Linked DNA regions of Homo sapiens: all the other regions are linked to region 4. The links are chromatin loops, found by intact Hi-C in ENCODE. Cell type or tissue: heart right ventricle. All regions are shown on one strand. Region 1 overlaps PBX1 (PBX homeobox 1). Region 2 overlaps PBX1 (PBX homeobox 1). Region 3 has its middle 120 kb from the start of PBX1. Region 4 holds the start of LOC107985451 (a long non-coding RNA gene).

Evidence for each region. Hi-C counts contacts between places; a loop is a spot of excess contacts. Peaks named below come from ENCODE experiments on the same cell type or tissue, not always from the same donor. Only the 100,000 strongest peaks of a DNase experiment are listed, where the experiment ranks them.
Region 1: a loop joins it to region 4, with 3 times the contacts of the local background. A loop is called at or near these places in 6 of 110 quality-filtered maps.
Region 2: a loop joins it to region 4, with 4 times the contacts of the local background. A loop is called at or near these places in 6 of 110 quality-filtered maps.
Region 3: it touches region 4 in a loop (5-fold over the local background); 7 of 110 quality-filtered maps call a loop at or near these places.

Annotation. Positions count from the first base shown.
Region 1 is chr1:164,622,974-164,627,973 of GRCh38, forward strand. All of the region lies in intron 2 of PBX1 (PBX homeobox 1), which reads left to right. Among named protein-coding and RNA genes, the nearest start is that of PBX1, 66 kb to the left of the region's middle. In heart right ventricle, a CTCF peak has its summit at 2,223; no DNase peak of the experiment used is centred here; H3K27ac peaks cover 2,322 bases.
Region 2 is chr1:164,835,618-164,840,617 of GRCh38, forward strand. The region is part of intron 8 of PBX1 (PBX homeobox 1); the gene reads left to right. Among named protein-coding and RNA genes, the nearest start is that of PBX1-AS1, 63 kb to the left of the region's middle. RefSeq lists enhancers at 653-1,940, 3,031-3,532. In heart right ventricle, no CTCF peak of the experiment used is centred here; no DNase peak of the experiment used is centred here; H3K27ac peaks cover 1,752 bases.
Region 3 is chr1:164,437,431-164,442,430 of GRCh38, forward strand. No RefSeq gene overlaps it. Among named protein-coding and RNA genes, the nearest start is that of PBX1, 120 kb to the right of the region's middle. In heart right ventricle, a CTCF peak has its summit at 2,969 (motif pointing right); a DNase peak (open chromatin) is centred at 3,001.
Region 4 is chr1:164,911,504-164,916,503 of GRCh38, forward strand. LOC107985451 (a long non-coding RNA gene) reads right to left here and starts at 872. Exons shown (of 3, transcript XR_001737807.2): 1 at 773-872. RefSeq lists a silencer at 2,729-3,023. In heart right ventricle, a CTCF peak has its summit at 2,956; no DNase peak of the experiment used is centred here; H3K4me3 peaks cover 1,252 bases; H3K27ac peaks cover 991 bases.

The sequences.
Region 1 (5,000 bases), 290 kb before region 4:
CCGGCTAATTTTTGTATTTTTAGTAGAGACTGAGTTTTGCCGTGTTGGCCAGGCTGATCTTGAACTCCTGACCTCGTGATCCACCTGCCTCGGCCTCCCAAAGTGCTAGGATTACAGGCATGAGCCAACACGCCTGGCCAGTTGCCATCTTTTTTATGTGCTTTCCTTCCTTCTCTCTTCTCTAGATGTAGCATGTCTATAATCTCTGGAGGTAAGCCCCGCCTCGTTACACACAAGAGGATCATGACTAATGCGGTGTATATAGATAGATAGAGATATCTACCAGCATGTTAATAAAGGGCCTGATAGGGAATCGAAGAACGTCACCCCCAGGTAATTGCCCACAGTCTTCTGTAGCCACTGCTGGAGAGGGCGTGGTGTGGGAATGGGGGAGATGGGCACACCCGTGTGCACCATGTGTTAGGTGGCAGGAAAGAAGGAGATTTCTGAATTTTATTTTTTTCTTGTCTAGGAAATTTTTAAAGCTTCTTCTGCTTAGAGCCTTGCCAGGGTCTAATTCCCACACAGGTGGGAGTGGGTGCATTAGGTTTCACCTTTTTACGCCCAAGCAGCCATCTCACTGCCAAAGTCGTGCTTACTGATGCACTCCTTTGACTGTGTTTCTCTGCCTTTTCCTCGTGCCTTGCATCTCCTCTCTGTGCTTGCCTTTGTCTCTCTGTGTCTCTGTCTATGCCTTTGTGGCTAGCATCTTGGTGCTTGGATATTCCCCACTTCTCTGTGCTTCTTGGTTCCTGCAGAGCCTGCCTTGTGCCTTTCATTACCACGTTAACAAACTCGAGTCGTGCCTAACGACGTCGCCTCATACGTTATGCTAATGATCAAGAGACATGTTAATGATATTTTAGAAGCCTAATTAGTGGAATATATAACTATATGCAATTTGGTAATGGACTGTGACAACAAGTTGTGAAAAGGGGGCTTGACAAATCCAGTTGCATGTGGCCTCAGACAAACAGGAGCTGAGAATGGATGAGTGGAAATCAGACAGGGAGATAGAAGGAGGAAGTGTGTATTGGGGGTGTGAATGCCTGTGTGTACACTTAACGTGAGGGTCAATCTTTCTTATAGGTAGCATTGCTGTCTTGTCATCATTCCACTGTCCTAAAACCACAGGGCTAACTGTATCTGAAGAATTATTTACTGATGTTTTTTAAGCAATTGCTACTGTTGCCATTGATCATACTGGTATATCTTTGTTAGAAATGTTATTTTGATTATGTTATTCTTCACAACATCCTTACTTGCAATTTGTAATGGGAGAGGTACACATAGAAGATAGGTTCTTGTGCCAAAAAGAAGTTTTATTGTGTTATAAACCAACAATCAAGACCATGTAAGCTCAGAAATAATCTGTATTGTGTCTATCAACATTTTGATAGTATTGGTAGGAGTAAAACAAGGAGTGGTATGTGTAAAATCATTCAGCTGTTTGAATGTCATTTTCTCTCAATGAAAGAATTGGTTAGAGGCATGCATTCCTTCAGCTGGTATCTTTCTTCCTCTAACATGGTGATTCTCAATTTGTGGGCCACGGACCCTGAGGGAGCCTTGAAGTTGTTAAAAAGGTTTAGTAAATTCATGCACATACCAAGCATTGTCTGTAAACAGAATAATGTCATGGACACACATGCAGATAAATATACCTACTAAAATTCTTTGAATGTATGAAATGCTATTGTGGTTAATGAAATGCACATTCACTTAAACAAGCATTTTTTCAGTTCCTATAGGTTTTTTTTATTCATGTGTATCATTCCTCCATCTGTAGAAGCTAAAAATACAATAACTCTCTTATAGTGGTACTTGCAATGTTTTGACATTAAGAGAGAGACTATACATTCACAGAGGTTGGGAGCTTCTGTCTAGCCTGTTGTCCAAAACTGCTTATAAAATTTAGCAACTAATTTTCACTTTTGACAACTATTTTAATTCTAGAAAATAGGTTTATAAAGATTTTCTTAAAGTGTTATCTATCCTTCCAATGACTTATTATAAATTTTAGAATGTATTTCTATAGGGTGGAAAAATCTCCTTTAGTCAGAATTGAACAGTTTTCATGAAGAACATGTTACACCATGTAGAAACATGGGTACTGCAGGGCATAGGTGGCACTAGCTTATGGGAGCCTGAATTCCAGAAACTTGATTTTACTTTTTGTTTAGGATTAAAATGCCAAAAAGAGGGAGGCTTGCAGTATCACACTTCACCACCAGGTAAAGCTTTTAGAAACATATATTCAGTGTGAAAATGCCCCAAGTTTGCAGCTTCTTGACGGATAAAGACAGTTACAGAGACAAAGAAAGTTAGTGTTTTATGAATTAGTCCTCTACTCTTGAAGTAGTATAGCTTATCGGCAATGAGGTACATTTGTATTTTTTTCTCGGCTGTTCTTCCTGAGGAAATACACCATGTTACCATTGAGGAAGTTCTTCTTCTCTCTTTCCCCGTACATTTTTATTGTACGCAGAAAGACAGAAGAAGGAAGCCCTGAAGGAAGATTGTGTATGAACCCAGGATTCTGTTATTACGTCTGATGTTTGTTTCTAGTTAAAAATGAGAAGTAATTTTTGGGAGGGAGACAGAAATGGGAAAAGTTTATAAGCGAGCCAGTGGAAAAAGCACATTCATTATCAGTGTCTTTCTCACTGAGTCGTTTGAAATTGGAAAATTAGCAGCTTCTTTGAAGCTCATAAGATCTTTCATCTTTGTGTATGTGAGTGTGTGTGTGTTAATACTAAGTGGAGATTCTTTCTCTTGCCACTTATTTGGTTTTTCTGCTAATAATGAAATTATAATGAGATCCCTGATGGGATTTAAAAAAAAAAAAAAAGAAAAAAAACACCTTACATGAATTATCCCATTCCCCCACCCTCCTTCTGCCTTTCTGTAAAATCTATTCTGCATAATAGGTCTTTGTTTCTGGATTTGTGACAGAATTGAAGGAGGCCAGGAGTCGGAACTGCCCCTCATTGTTCTTTTTGGTGACTAGGATACAAAGTTCTGTTCGGCACAGAGTACTCTCCTCTGCTTCTACCTCCGGGAACCCCGTTACCCCCCAGCCCACACACCACCACCCCAGTTTTGGGTGGGGAGAAGGCAAAGGTGAGTGTTCGATATCTTTGCAGGCTGAATGGCCAGTTGACTTGAGATGCATATACCATGCCTTCCCCCTTTTATCTTTAAGGATTCATGACATGGGCTGCTGTTGAGGGAACCACACATCTATCTTGATGGCAGAAATACGGTATTTGGAAATCCTGGGAAAACCTCTCTCAGGATAACATTTTCAGTAGTAGGTTTTCCTCCCTGTTACCTCTGGTTCCTATTCCATTGCCCTTTATCAGTACAGGCTTTTGAAAATGCCATGGATTAAAGAGGTCCCACTGCCCAGGGCTGAGCATTTCTTTGCCCGGCCTGGTCTCTGCTAGTGGGTGGGTAAGTGGAGCCTTTGGAAGAAGGAATCGGTGTATGGACTGTTCAAGACAGACACATACTTATCTAATTTAGGCATTTCTAGCTGTAGGAAAGGCAATGATGTGATCTATTCCAATGAAGAGTTTACACTTTGGAAACTCAGTTTCAGAAAATTCTTCCATAATCCAACCTAAATCTTTTCTGCTTTACTATTTTGTCTTAAGCCAGAGATAGGCAACTGCTGTTTTCCCGTCTTAAAACTCTAGAAAACTGGAGTGTAGAGAATGGGCAAGATGAGAATGCCTCGTCTATGTATGTGGCTTAGTCAAAAGCTATTTCCTGAATCTCTCGTGTTTAGATTTTCTCATCAACGTTAATGACCACTTTCAGGGCCTCACTCCCTGCTCCCCATCATGCCTGCAGGTTCCCCCTCTCTTTCTTCTCACCATTTAACAGGTATAATAAAGGTGGGGAATCTTTACAGTTGGTGATTTTATATCATAGATCAAAGATCAAAGCAGAGGAATACACAGCAACCATAAAATTAACTGCTTTTTCAATTTTACAATGCTTTCAGTGATAGAGAATCTTATAAATTTAATATTAATTAAACACTTAGCTTTTAACCTCCTCCTGCATCTCCTTTTGGCTGGTGGCTGGAAAAAATTAATTGGGCATCTTAAATCTTGTATTACTAATGCCTTGACAGGAGGGGTTTCAGAAGCACTTAGAACTTCAGCAAAATGTACTTGGAGCATTTGTCCTTCCACTCACCTAATTGAAAATGCCCCCTTTTTTCCTTAAGGAAAAATGAACCATTTGCAAATTTTTTTTTAAAGGAAGCATAAGTTACAGTCCCCTTTCATAGCCAAAGCTTTAACTCAGTCCCTTGGCACTTTAACACTTCACAAAATGGAAGCCATTGAACTTCCATTATTATAAATGCTCTATTGATTTTTGAGTGTGTTGGTACCGATGTGTGGCCGGCAATTGCTTGGCCTAATCATTGTGTCACCTGAAGCCTATGCATGTTCAATCCAGCAAGAGGTGCCTCCTGTTTTGGTGAGCTCACTTTGGCATGGTAGAGTCAGAGGTGGTGGCATTTGAGAATGGACCCGCAGCATCGTGAACAGGAAAGCTAGAATATCAGTGAAAGGAAATAATATTTCTCTTGAAGGAAGCCTCAAGAGATGGGAAGCCAATGTGATGGAGGAGATGTTTTGGGGAAGCTAGACTAGGCTGTTCACATTTTCTTAGCTCTGGAAGGAATAGACGATGGGCTTTTGTTGGGGGACAAGCATTTCTCTCTTTAAAAGCCAGGCAGGCATTCATGGCTGTGCTTCAGAAGTGGCTCAGTAGAAATAATAATACCAATACATTGCATCTCTTTTGTATTTTTTTTCTCCAGTGGGCTTGGAGAACTTTATCCAGATAATCTCATTTTTCTCACACATCACTGTGTTAGAGAAGAAGGCCCCTGAATTTACCCAAGCTGGTTCTCTGCTATGACCGTATATTTGAAACTAGCAACTGGAAATTATAGTGAATAGAGCAAGAACCCCAAG
Region 2 (5,000 bases), 76 kb before region 4:
TTCATCTCTTTTCTTATTGATTTCTAAGAACTCTTATAATACAATAAGGATATTAATCCTCCTGCACTTGGCCAGCATTTAGTAAATAGAGGAAATTCTATTTCTGAGTGGAGGAGGACTCCTGTGGAATAAGGCCCCAAGTCTCATCCTATTTCTGTGTAAAGTTCTTCAGAGTGAAAGCTGGATTGTTGCCCTAGGAAAACTAAAGGCAGATCTGTAAGTGATACCAGTATTGATCTTAAAATAAATAAATTAATTAACCCTACAATCTGAACTAGCTTGACATTTTCTATTTTTCTGATCTATGAAAAATCTCAGGTTGTAAAATAGTGCCCAAGAATTTTCTAAAAGAACCTAGAGATATGTTAGTGGAAAGTTTAGGGGGAGATCTGCCCTAGGCCTAGTATGACCCTAAGCCAAATAAATAAATCCTTGGCTTGTTTATATAGCCAGGTTGAAGAGATAATAGTTACATCTATTAAAAAAGCTTTCTTATGACCTTTGCTACACTTAGGTCAAGAAAATGGTATTTTGAGTGACTAGATGTTTTATTTTGGATGCTCGATCAGTCTCCTTGTTTCTTTTACTATCTGTAAGATAACACATTCTTCTCAGTTGTTGAACTTTGACATCTCACCATCATATGCTCTGCCCATCTTATTCCGTAGCAGCACACATAAAGAAAGGCCAAAGCAGACTCCTGAACCCACAGTACAGCTGGAAGGTTTCTACTGCAGAGATTCTGGGACTCTTTAAAAAGAAAAAAATTAAAATTTCAAAAAATCAAACCCCCTTACACTTGGATGAGAATTCCAGAATAAAAGAGGGTGTCCCCCAGCATCCCCTGAATATTTCTAGGGTGGTGTCAAGTGAATTCAAAATTCTTGAGCACATAGATTGTTTTCAAGCTCTTGTTTTCATTTCATCAGTAAATAGAATTTTAAAAACAACAATATCCTCCCATCAGTAAATTTGGCACAATGGATACTAGCACTCCGTTCTCGTACATTCTTGTCAACATTTTCTTTCTGCATCCCCCACCCCCAAGCCTGGGCCTGCTTCCCACTATATCTCCCACAACCCTTCTGTTAGCTGTAATGACCCTGCAAACACTAAATGGCATTTGAGTGCATTAAGCAGCAAACTCTCTGGTGACATAGCAATTATGGCTCTGAAATAGATTTGGTGCGTCACGGAAGATAAGGGTTTTGAAAGTTTCTATTGTGATTATAGCCTGTAACTCCCACAAATAATAGGCTTCAAAATAAGAGGCTGCCAACGGAGCCTTTGTGGCTTTGTCTCAGTGATGGCACGTAAATTGCTATTAATGTCCTAAGTGTACTTGAATATGCCAGTCTTTGGGATGTGGAGTTGGCTCAGTGTCTCTCTTTACACGGCATGTCATTGTTGGTCTGATAATCTGGGGTAATTGCTGTCTCTTGGATGGTCAGAAAAGTGTAAGGGGTTTAGCTTCCTGTGTGATGGTAAATAGCCTCAAAATTTACCCCACGAGGGCAGGTTCACACATACTGGCTGTGTGTGTATTTCATGTGTAGCCACCGTTCACCGTTAAGATGTGTATACAATCTCTGTGTGTACCCTTAGTAAATAATAGCCTTGTCAACAAAGCCAAAGCAAAATCAAAGGTTATAAAAATGAAATGACGAATTCAGGGCTGTATAGGTTCAGCCAATCAGATAATTTATATTGAGAGTTTAAAAAAGAAAAAGAATACCCTTACTTGAATTATCTAGGTTTAGCTTTATGAGGAAGCTTTATGCTTCCTCTTTTCTAGTGTAGCTACTCTTTTCTAGTGTAAGTAGCATCTGTGTGTCTGTCTATATTCTTTAGGTAGTATGAGTACATTCGAAATGTATATCAGCTCTACGTGAATATAATAAATGTGGAAATTATGCATGTTGTCGAATGCTGTTTGTTGATGTTTAGAAGTGTGTTTTTATTTTGGTTTGTGCAGCTGTGCAGGCAGAGGTTATTTATTCAGATATAAGTAGAATTCTCTGCACTAAGGCACCTTTGTTTAGCTAAAATCAAGCTGAGCTTATTTTTCTTTGCCAGGAGATCAGGATAGCCTTTGGAAAAAGTAAGAAAATCAAACTTGAAGCTTTAGCCTCTTGTATGTCCATTTAGCCTAAGGACCTTAAGTCTGTAAGACATGAACACGTTATGTGTAACTGTCCTATTTGTACTTTTAACAGAAATGGAAAAGCAACTCAACCCAAAACCTGGAAATGCACACCATCTCCTATACTATGTGAGTTATGGAGAGGCTCAGCTAAAACCACCCCGTGTCTCAGATCCCTTATATGGCATTATTAATCCTGGATCTTCGCAACAGATTCATTAGAAAAGAATAAAGCTAAGAAGGAGCCAGAGTAGATCTTGATCTCAGAGTTGATGTATTATACAAGCGCACTTTAATAATGTGGCATTAGGATGTTGGCAGGAGGGCACACTATGATGGTGCTACAGTTGATGGAATCTTCCAGTTGGTGACTGAGCACCCCTTAGCAGTTAGGGTGCATGCAAGATAAAATTCAAGGTAGTAACTTCTAACAAGAGAGTTTGTTTTCATACCGTGTGAACATGGATCAGATATACCATCTTACTCTTAGGTCTTAGACCAGAACTCTGCCTTGCCAGTGTAAGTTAAGCCATATTCACTGGCAAGGTGGTGCCGCCCATGGTCAAGCCTCAGAAGCATAGCCCTGCAGGAGCAGAGCTTGTCTTGTTCAAAACCAAGTTTGATGAGGTGGATTGTTGCTTAGTAGCAGGAGATATTAGAATCCTCGGACTTTTCTGAGGCCAGTCTTGTGATTCATATGTTCTAGCATCTTAATAAACAACATAGGGATTCCCAAAGGTGAACTGAAGAGCACAAGTCACCTGCCTTTAGCTGTGAGCATCCAAAGTAGCTGTGCTCTGCATGTGGAGCGCACACATTGTCCCACAGCCCCGTCTTTTGAAAATTGAAATGTCCAAAAAGCAGTAGCAGGCAGTGGGTACTAAGTCTGGCAAATCCTGGGTTCTGAGATCTAGTTTTCTCTCCTGAGAAGTAGGAGTAAGAGTTCACACTAGATTTGTGTACCACTGTGTATTTGTGATCCAGAGCAAGAGATGGACCTATAACTGTGCAGTTATGCTGGGCACCTGCAGCCAAGCCATCCAGTATTCACAGGAACGAGACACCAAGGGAAGGCTTCAAAGCCATCATTTCTCCTTCCATTCAATCAAGTGCTTAATTGAGCAGCTGCTGTGTCAAACATGAGCCTAGTCCTGTAATGGCTTGTTGTTGAATGATTTACCATCTCATTGAGGATAAATATCAAAGTGCTTCATGTAGCCTGCAAGTCTGGGCATGGCTAAGTCCTCTCCTCTCCGGTCCTGTCTTGCTTCACTTACCACTGTTCTCCCCTGTTCCATTCTTTCTGGCCTTCTTTGAGTCCCTTGGAGACTCTGGAAAGGCTTCCCTTTGCCCCACTCTTGGCTTGTCTGTTTTCTGTTCACCTTCAGGCTGATTTTCCGTAAGCCCAAGTGAGGTCCCTCTTTTGTACTGTCTCCTAGCACTTATTGCCATCTAGAATCTGTATACATTATTTTGATAATATAGCAAATGTCAATTTCCTGCAAAACAGTAAACTCCTTGAGAGCAGAAACAAGATTTTTTTAACTTATTTTATCAACCACTGTATGCCCAGTATGTAGCACAAGTGGGCACTGAATACGTATTTACGTAATTAAAAACTAAGTGATTACAGCCAAAAACATATGGTGCTCACTTGGAGATTTTAAATGATAAATAAAAGTTGCACGTAGTTTTAAATGTCAAAATGAAGGATCAGTAAGTCAGTGGTATTAGAGGCTAGAGACATGGGTGATGTGTGCCTTGAAGAAACCTACAATAAGAAAGTGACTCTCAAGCTGGGCCTTGAAAGATGACACGGATTTGTAGAGACCAGAGGAGATAGACAGGCAAAGGCAAAAAAATCCTCTCACTTGACTTCTCAGTACAGTAAAGGAAGGATTCTCACTTTGACAATGAAAAATTATTATTTCTTTGCAGCAGCGTAAACTACAAAAGTCTTTGCAGCAAGGATTTCTATTCTCCACCAGGAATGGCTGACTGCATTGCACTGCTAATCTTTCTGAACATAGAGACCTATAAACAAGATCTCAGGATTCAAGAGGCTTGATGGGAGCCAGACTAGAGAGGAGTGTGGTGGTGTGGCATTGATATGAAGCCACCAGGGGCTGACCTAGTGGTAGGTGGCAATTAGAGAGGATACCCTGGCAGTCAAAGGACTATGGAAACAGGAATCCTAGAGCCAGCAGCATGAGTTAATCCAAGCAGAGGATTGGCTTCTGGGAAGTACGATGGCAGGTAGTAGTTGGTGAGCTGAGGTTCCAGAGCAGTATTCCAATAACAAGAGCAAGTCACTTTCTCGGTCTTTAAGGAACTGTAATAAATAGCAGAAAATTAAGCAAAGCTAGGCATAAGCTTGGTAGAGATGGTCTCAACCACAAGAAAGAAGTTCCTATATGAAGACACTGATGCAAAATGTCCAAGTAAGACAAGTGGCAAAATTGATTCTGAGTTACCTATGGTACCAAACTAGGCCAGAAGAAAATTTCTTCTGTCTGAGAGCACATGTTATTCCCATATAGGGTTGCCAGATTTAGCAAATGGAAATACTACATGGGATATACTTATAAAATTACAGTGTAACAGGGCATCCCATATTTTATCTGGCAATGTCATTCCTAGATCCTAAGAGGGAAGCTGAATCTGTATATGGGTCTCACACCAGAGAGAGAAAAGATAGGGGCTCAAGGACACAACAGGCCATTAGGAGACTATGTCTGTTTTGCATTTTTGCAATTCCCACTGTGCTCAGGGTGGTAACTGGGATACAGATGCAGGATGGGTTGTCTTCTCCTTGTGCCTTTCTGGAGAACACTCCTTGTTAAGATGGTGTGCTAAG
Region 3 (5,000 bases), 470 kb before region 4:
GTGGGAAGACCCACCCTCAATGTGTGTAGGCACCATCTAATCAGCTGAGGTCCTGGATAGAACAAAAAAGCAGGGGAAAGGCAAATTCATTCCATCTGCTGAAGCTAGGACAACCATCTTCTAAAGTTGGACATCGGAACTCCAGTTTCTCTGGCATTTGGACTGTGGGACTTGCACCAGCAAACATGTGGGTTCTCAAGCATTCAGCCTTGAATGGATAATTATACCATTGGCTTCCCTGGCTCTGAGACTTTGAAACTTGGGCTGAGCCACACTACCAGCATCCCAGGGTCTCCAGCTTGCTGATATCCTGTCATGGGACTTCTCAGCCTCCATAATCACACAAGCCAATTTCCCTAATAAATTATGTCTATCTATCTATCTATCTATCTCTCTATCTCCCTCCTATTGATTCTGTCTCTCTGGAGATTCCTGACTAATATATTGAGTATGTAATTCTAATTTGGAAATTAGCGCCTCAGAGTTTTTAGCACAGTGTCTTCTAGCACCCAACGTTTCTCTAGAGATATTACACATCATTCACATTTCTGCTTTTTGATATGTAAACTGGTTTCTCTCTCTTCATGTTTGCTCTCAGAGTCTCTCTCGACTTTTAGAATCTTTCCTTCTGTTTTGAAATTTTGTGCTGAGATTTCCTGTTGTGAAATTTTATGTTTCTGGGTGTATTTTCACATTGTACTAAACATTTTGTAAGCCTGTTCAATTTAGAAGTACATATCCTGCTTTTAGACATGTTTTTATATTATTTATTTGATAATACATACTTCCATTGTCTCTATTTGTTTCTAGAAATACTATTTGTTTCTAGAAATACTATTACACTATTGAAACAATCCTCTAATTTTCTTACCTTTTTCTCTCTAGTTTTTCATTACTTTGACTCATTCTACTTTCTAGTGGACCTCCTAAAATATTTTCTCCAACCATAATATTAAATGTTTTATTTCTACTATTTTTTCTAAATGTTTTCTTGAGTATTCAACTACAGTAACATTCCTTTGTTTCTCTTATTTCTGTAAGGATATTAATTATAATTTTTGAAGATGTATTTTTCCCTACCTGCAATGTTTCTGTTCTGAGTTTTCTTTTTTCCCTTTGTTTTAGTTATTCTCTTTCATATTTGAGGCTTTCCCATCTTGACAATCCTTGGCTTTGCCCTTGAGCTGGGCGCGGTGGCTCATGCCTGTAATCCTAGCACTTTGGGAGGCTGAGGAGGTCAGATCACCTGAGGTTGGGAGTTCAAGACCAGCCTAACCAACATGGAGAAACCCTGTCTCTCCTAAAAATACAAAATTAGCCATGCATGGTGGTACATGCCTGTAGTCCCAGCTACTCAGGAGGCTGAGGCAGGAGAAATTCTTGAACCCAGGAGGCGGAGGTTGCGGTAAGCCAAGATCATGCCATTGCACTCCAGCCTGGGCAACAAAAGCAAAACTCTGTCTCAAAACAAAAAAAAATAAAAATAAATAAATAAAAAACAAAACTGTGTTACATTCATCCTGTGAAATACTACTCAGTAATAAAAAGGAAGAATCTATTTTTTAAAAATGAGCATGGTTCTTACGTGCAAAGGTAGAACTTTCCCTCAAAAGTTTCTTTGCAAGATAATTTTAAAAAGTAAGGTTGTCATTCAAGGGAGCCAGAAATTTCAAAGTCTGAATGTCCTTTCTCCAGAAACCAATCTTCTGTCCTACTGTGAAGATGTGGTAGATATGAGAAAGCAACAGGATGAATGTTTCTGGCTCTCAGCATTCTAGAAGCTGATCATGGGAAAAGGGTGAAGATGTTTTATAATTTGCTATGCAGATATTCATTTAATCCCTTTGTTTTCAGTCCCATCTCTCAGCCTTGCACATCAATATATCCACTGTTGTCCCAGAGACTGATATATATTTGTTACATAATTTTTCCACAGTATAAACCTCTGTTCTAACAGGAGAGAAAGGAGGATACCACTTTGTGGACAGGGAAGGGTACCTGTGGACTCAGTGACTCTGTAAGCAGACTTTCACTTAACCCCACTTTCACTCCAGTGCCTCATCCTTGTCTTCCACATATGCCTCCAAATGCTGAACCTCTCAGGGCTTTGCAGAGGGGATTGATTCATTTCACATCAGTGTCTACAGCTACAGGCACTTAGTTACAACTTCTTCTAGTCTGCGAAGATAATTAACACTTGTCTCTCTACTTCCTTCTTTTAAAAATGTGTTGAATTCTCCCATCTACTGTCATCTCCTTTTCTGTTTTCTGTCCTGGTAGATTAACTTTTTTTACTCCTTTACTTTTTTTTTTTTTTAGTAGAGTTGTGTGTCTGTTTTTGTGTGTGTGTGTGTGTGTGTGTGTGTGTTTGCTCAATTTTTTGGTTTGTTTATTGATTTTAGCCTATGTCAGAATTTTAATGCCAGAAAATTCTGGTCCAAAGAAAATGTTCAAATGCTGTAATAATATTGTTTTATCAGTTAGTTGCATACATATATAAAGAAAGAAAATAGGAGGAAGGAAAGAGGGAAAATGGAAGGAAAGGAAGGAGAGGAGAGGAGAGGAGGGAGGAGGGGAGGGAAGGGGAGGAGAGAAGAGAGGAGAGGAGAGGAGGGAGGGAGGGAGGAAGGAAGGAAGGAAGGAAGGGGTAGTTTAGACTTAAGAAAGAAGATGGTTCAAGAATATTATGATGCAGACATTTAACGTAAAAACAACTCTAAGTTGTTATAAACTCTGACATTTCCACCAAAAAAAAAAAAAATCACTATGCTTTGCCCCAGAAATATACCTCCTGGCAGACAGTGTGGGAGCACTGGCTTCCTCCAACTGTCATATATTCTTTCTTCTACCAGGCATTTTTTGGTATGAAAAGAATTTTGAGAGGGGAGTGAGAAAGAGAAGGGAGAGTGTGAAAGTATCCAACTACCCTCTGTGCCCAGCAGGGCAGTAACTAAGCTCTCTGGCCAGCAGAGGGAAACTAGCACCCATAGAGAGCCCCCAACAGTGCTGCACTGAACAGAGAGTTGGACACAGTCCCTAACTTGGTGACCTTTTGAAAGAGATGTGCTCCCAAACTGCTGGCAGGCAATACCAGGCTGGCTGCAAGGAGCCTTTACTGATTTCCTAGGTTTCTCCCAGACACACTTAAAGAAGGTTATGTGTGGTGTGTGCTGAGATGGTAATAAATTAAATTATAGCGCTGGACTAGTTATCTACCATATAATGGCAGATTATTTCACTCTCTGAAGAAACAAAGACTCTGTCCTTTCTCAGCTGCCTTTGATTTTCTGAGTTGTTGTCCTAGAAATTTTTTAAGAGCATGTTTTGTTATCATCCGAAAATCTGCCATCTTGTAAACATAGCATTTCTAATAGTTGAAAACTGTTTCTTACCTTTGGTGTGCTATTTACCTTTAAATTAAAGTGTCAGGTGATAGCAGATAGAACTTCTTTCTTCCCAAGTGTCCTTGTCACTGTCCTAGTTCAAGTTCTCATCACTGCCAGTTTTCTGCAACAGCCTTCTCTCTGCCCTCAACTTTGACCTTTCTGATTCAAATCTTGGTCTATCTGACTTCAAGCTTATGCTGCTTTCATTTCACAACCTTCCCACTGACTTTTCTAGCCTGCTCATCTGATGTAATATGGGAAGGACGGCACCTCAGAATTAAACGATTTGCCATCAGTTCATGCTGTCTCTTCTCTCCCTTCTCTCTCTCTCTCGCTCTCTGTCCCTCTCTCCCAGAATTCTTCTTTCCTCCCCTGTGATATTCATGCTGATCACAGACCCTAAAAGTCAACATTCTTTATGTTTCCATGCTTAGAACCTAGTACAGTGTCTGGCACATAGTAAATGTTCCATTAAAATGTGTTAAAGCCATGAACTATTAATTCATAGAAGCCATAATTTATATAAAGTGTGCGGTTTTCTTGAATAGCTGTAGTGCCCAAAGTTTAAGAGAAAAAGTAATAATAATAACTGGGTTGACGGGATTGAGCCAGCATCTTTTTGTGCTAGGAGGATGTGTTGAAAAGATGAAGAGGAAGAGAGCTAACAGTATTGGCAAAAGATGGGTAGGTGAAATGATGGATTGTGTGATCTAGCGCAGATCTGAAAGAAAGCGAAGACTTGACATGACTCATAGATTTGAGGATGGACCAGGAGACAGAGTAAATATGGTGGGAGTGAGAGAAACTTGGAGAGAAAAGAGGCTGTAATCAGAAATATGATGTTGGAGTAAGAGGTAGAGAAGTAACAGACTAATGCAAGAAGTAAGGAATGGCCACAGATGAGGACTGAGGATTATATGAAAGGGCAAACAATTGTGAGGCATCAGAATCACAAGGTAATACTGCCAGAGTTTAGCAAAACATCCATGCTAGAAGTCACATGCCTTTGGTGACACAGCTGGTACTATTGCCAGGTGGCACATACCTTGAGCAATGAGAAGCTTTTACATGAAGGTGAAGGAGTAATAATTTGTCTCTTTACTGACAAATGGGAACTAAGCCAGGCAAAAGCAGGCAAGATTTAAACACATGATAGGACTAGAAAATGCAAAGTGCTGTAATGTAGTACAAATTATACTAAAATACTTGAAGGAACACACACACAAAAAAAATATTCAGTACAGACTGATAGATATTAGGGGCCCTTGTAAGACAGGGAACATTAAAGGGCACAAATGATCTGCTATTTTCTGTTCACTTCTTACTACCTATTAATTCAGAATGTACATATGCTTTGGGTTCTTGAAAACAGCCTTGCATGTTAGCAAAGTTAAGCTTGTGCCTCAGTAGTCTAATTTTAGAGTTGTAGAGAGGTTCACTGTCCCTTGCTGGTCTGAAATGCCTTAAGGGGCCCAACTTTGGATTAAGAAAGTCCTATTAGTGTAATTTCTGCTAAGGAGTAACATTTTAAACTCTCCTTGAGAAATGATGTACACTGGGGAATGAAGGCAGCATGTTGAGAAGCAAAAAATTAGGTTACAGGACACTTTCTGG
Region 4 (5,000 bases):
GTCTCCAGATATTGTCAAATGTTCCCTGGGGTCAAAATCTCCCTAGGCAGAGAAGCACTGATATAATGGAATCACAACTACAATGACAGGTTAGTGAAAATTGGTGCATGATAACGGCTAACATTTAATGAGTCTTTGTAGTGTTCTGAGCTTTATGGTTTTAACTCATTTAATGCTTACAATAACTTCATGAGGTGGGTTCTATACTTATCTTCATTTTAAAGATGCGGAAATGAAAGCACAGAGAAGTTAAGTAACTCACCCAAGCTTACACAGCTGATAGGTGGCAGAGCAAGAATATGACCCCATGCAATCTGGCTATGGAGACTTTGCACTTAAGAAATGCAATAATATATTAACAATTATGGACCTTCTATGTGATTGCCATTGTTCTTTGTAGGTTTTTATTTTTGTATTTTTCTAATTTTTTTCCAATAAAAGAAGTAACCTTAATAATAAAAAAAACATTATTTAGCAAGTAATTTACTAAGAGCCAGTGTTGCAGGACACCTGTATGAGCCCGCTTGCATGGTGAGTATATCCCAGCAAGGAGTCCCATTGGGTGTCCTTGTGCACAATCCCAAGAAAAGACCAAGATGGCCAACATAATTTTACACTTGGACTGAAAAACAACAGTATAAAAGACAGACTTGGCAGGGTGTGTATTTTCTATGGTTTGCTGAGTTCAATCTTCATATCGTCTCTCCTAACTATGCAGTGAATGAATTCGTAGTCGTCCATGCTCCATGGCTCACCACCCGCAGGCACTCACCTGAAAGCAGGCAGAGGACAGCCTCTCACCTTCAGCAGCAATGGGCTCCTCTCTGCGTGGTTGCTGATGCTGTTCCTGGGTGGAGGGGCTGGTAGTGTGTGGGTGAATAGGCATGGAGGCTGAGGCTCTGGGAAACAAAGGGCTGAGCCCATAGGCTTGGACTGAATCTTGCCCATTTGTCAAGCGCTGGCTATGGGAGGCACTCGGGGTGATGATTCCTGCCAAGGCTGGGGCTGGCAGCTGAGCGCTTCGCAGAGCCTGCCTGTCAGTCACTGCTTACGCTCATCCCTTAATGGCTCTTCCCTTGTCATTTGCCTGGTGTCGCTTTTATCTTAAGTGAATTTAACAATGGTGAAAGGTGCCAGTCTGAGATCCCCAGAGAGGAGCTTTGCCGGAAGAGCAGTTAGAATGAAAGTTGCCTCCATCAAATTGCCTCCGCTGCCCCATCTCAGGAATAAGTAACCCCACGGCTGCAGGGGTACCCCGGAGGCCTGGCCAAGCCAGCCGAGCTCTTCCCACAGCTCAGCAGGCAGCCTTAAGGGAAGCCAGCTGCATGCAGGTCTGCAAAACTGGAGACATCTTGCAATTGCTTTTTTCTTAATTTCCACACCCAGAAGTATTTCAGGAGGAATTTAATCTCTATGTTTCTGGTTCATTTACAATAAACTTGTCACAGGATTCTTTCCAAAGAGCCATTTGGTGCCCAAGAGGACTTGTGAGCTTTTTAAACATATATCCATCTTAAAAAAAAAATCTTGAACTAACCAGGTTCAAAGCAATGTCTGAGCCACACATGAATAAGAGATGGTTTTAAATTTCAAATCCCGTTAAATTCCTAAGAGTGGTTTTGTGAGGCAGCCCATCTCACAAATCAATCAATGGCAGGTGAAAGCAAGTATCAGTTTACTGTCCCTGGGTTGGGAGTTGAAGTTAGGGTGTGAGATGGGTGAGCAGGAGAAGTAAGAATAGAGGAAGCAAGAAAATAGACTAGCCGAAGGCATAGTAACTCCAGTTACTACTTCCTACCTCTTACTATATACTAGGTACTATGCTAAGTTCTTACAACACTGTAGCAATTTTCAGATTACCAAGAAACTTTCCCTGTTTTATACATGAATAAACTTAAGTTTAGAAGTTAAGTAAGTTACTCAGTTCACGCAGCTAGTAACTGATGTATCCAGACTGAATTCAGCTCCTTCTGAATGCAAATCAGCAACATTGAAATGAGTGGGGAAAATGGAGGAAAGAAGAAGAAGCTCAGCCAGTTCTGGGTTCCACCCTTTGCCACCGCCCATCAGGGTTCTATAATGCCAGAGCCTCTTTTTCTGTTTCCATCCTCATCACCTCAGAAAGCATGGTGGGATGGAGGGCGAGTCTGGCTGATTCCAAGACATCTCATTGTGCAGACTACAGTTGCTCCATTTGAAGAGCTTGCTTTCATTGCAATTGCTGGACATCACCTCCTATTCACCTAGCAAATTAAGCTTGAGGTACAGCTAGGAAGAACTGAGCTCTGGCTTCTTGACCTTTGAGTGAAACCTGACTTTACTTCTGAAGGAAACTGGAGGCAAATGATTTCCTAGGCACTGAGGTCAGTTATTTCTGTGGACCTTGTATTTATTCATATTTATTTATTTTTTGTTTATTTATTTTTTGAGACAGAGTCTCACTCTGTCACCCAGGCTGGAGTTCAGCGGTGTGATCTCCACTCACTGCAGCCTCCACCTCCCGAGTTCGAGCAATTCTCTTGCCTCAGCCTTTGGAGGAGTAGCTGGGATTAGAAGTGTGAGCCACCATGCCCAGCTAATTTTTTTTTTTAAATATTTTTAGTAAAGACGAGGTTTCACCATGTTGGCCAGGCTGGTCTCGAACTCCTGACCTCAAGTGATCTGCCCACCTCAGCCTCCCAAAATGTTGGCATTACAGGCATGAGCCACCATGCCCAGCCAATTTTTAAGACAAAATTTATTTGTATGTTCTGAAGATTTAAAAAAGAAACAGGGGTGTGTGTGTGTGTCTGTGTGTGTGTGTGTAAGATATCTGTGAGAACAGAGGACAGTTTTCTGCTCTACCAAGACCTGAGTTTGCTTATCACAGTTGCACAACAGTTTATTTGAGGCCTTACTTCCCTTGCTATGTAGTTCATGAAGTGCTGAGGACCTCTGATGGTAGGACTGTTGTATTTGACATTATGTATGCCACACGGAGAAACAAACTATCAGATGCATTTATTTTGATTGTCTTTTTATCTGGCACCACTGCCTTCTGTGCAGTTTATAAACATGAGCATAGATCTCTCCAAGCATGAAGGCCACTTGCAGGCTGCCCAGTGCTTATTTCTCATCTATTTAAATATGGATGGACACTGTGCTCATCCTTTTCTTTAATTAAGGGCTTTCCATTGAATCAGTAAGTGTAAAACTCCCAAAAGAGAGGATGAAAAGCGCTCATATGAAAGCAACCCACTGAATAGGATATGAGAGGACCTTGGCCACAAGGCCTGCCACTGTAGAAGGAAGTAGCTCATAGGTCCAGGCCTGAGCAAAGAGAAGCTTGAGGTGATGAGAAAATGTGAAATGAAGCCCAAGACAGGGGCTTTCCCTGGGTCTCCAAGGTTTATAAATACTTCTGGATGCAAAGGCATGGAAGATGACATACCTCTATCCACGCTCAGGAGATGATGTTGGTAACAGATGTAAAAAGGATTGGAGAACTATAAGGAGAGGGGAAAATGCCAATTTCAAGAGGCAGCAGCTCCTTGAAACACCTGGGATAGCCGAGTCCAGACTTGATTGGTCTCCCTCTACTGTCAGCTCCTCTGGCAACCATGGTCGACCCCATAAAAGGCAGTACTTCACCACAATCAGGTTAGTATTGACTTTTCCGGCTTCATGTAACCCTGTGTTTCCACATATCATTCCCTTCTCGAAACCTCCAAAGGTTTCCCCTTACCTGCACAATGAGCTCCAAACTCATTTCCTCAGCCTCAAAACTCTTTGCCACTTTTACTTTCAATATTTCCTCAACAATGTGCACAATGAATGCTTTACCCTATTAAACCTGATCCATTTGTCACTTAGGAGACCCTCTGTCCCAGTTTTCCCAGAACACGGGATTGTTGATGCTAGAACCAGGAAGTCCAAGGCAAACTGGGATGAGGAGGTTGCCTATCTAAGCCACCCCTGGATGAACACATTTGAATTGCTCTGCTTCCATACCTCTCATGCTTCTCCCCAGCTTAGAATGCCACCTGGTATTTTCTCTACCTGTTAGAATTTATTCATCTGCTAAGGTCCACATCAAATTCTATCTCCGGGGGGAAGCTTTTGCAGATCCCCCACCGTGACAATCCATTTCTCTTTCCTTGGAGATCCCAGTAGCTCTGGTTGTCTGGGGGACTGTAAGAGGAAGGAATTGAGTAGAGTGGTTGGGAACATGAATTTAGGAGGTAGACAGATGTGAGTCTGAAATGTGATTGTGATCATTGCTGATTGAATGCAAGTCATTTAGCCTCTCTGTGCCTGGACTTTCTCGTGGTTAATTGTGGTGGGACATGTAACTATAATACCTAGCTTTTTGGGAGGTTGTGAAGATGAAATGAAATCATATATATAGCACCTGCCTCATGTGGCATATTGATATATACAATGTTACTGTTCTTTGGTTCCTTTATTCAGTGAATATTTGTTGAGTGCCTTATATATGCTGGGCCCTGTTCCATGAAACTGAATCAAACAGATTAAAAAAAAATGCCCTCAAGGAGCTTAGATACTAGTGGGGAGTGGGGGAGACATAAATGTAAACTATAAACTGTGGCAGATGGTGATAAATGCTAGAAAAATAAAGCAGCAAAAGGGAGATAGTGAAGGTTTTATATAAGGTAGAGAGAGAGAGAGCCTTAAGCAAAGACCTAACAAACGTGAGGGGTTGAGCCATGTGGATATCTTGAGCAAATAGGCTTCCAGGTAGAAGGGACAACAAGCACAAGGTACTGAGAAAGACTGTGCTGGAGATTTTGGGATAATATGACTGGAGCAGAAGGAAAAAGAAATGTGGTAGGGAATGAAATCAGAGGTAGTAGGAAGGGCAGTCCATGGAGGACTGTGGAGGTAACCAAAGTACTGTGGCTTATTCCTTGCACAAGAAAGCATGACCCTGAAAGTGTTTTGGACAGAGAAATCCCATTTTCCGACTCCTCATTTTAAGAGTCGTTCTTACACTGGGTTGA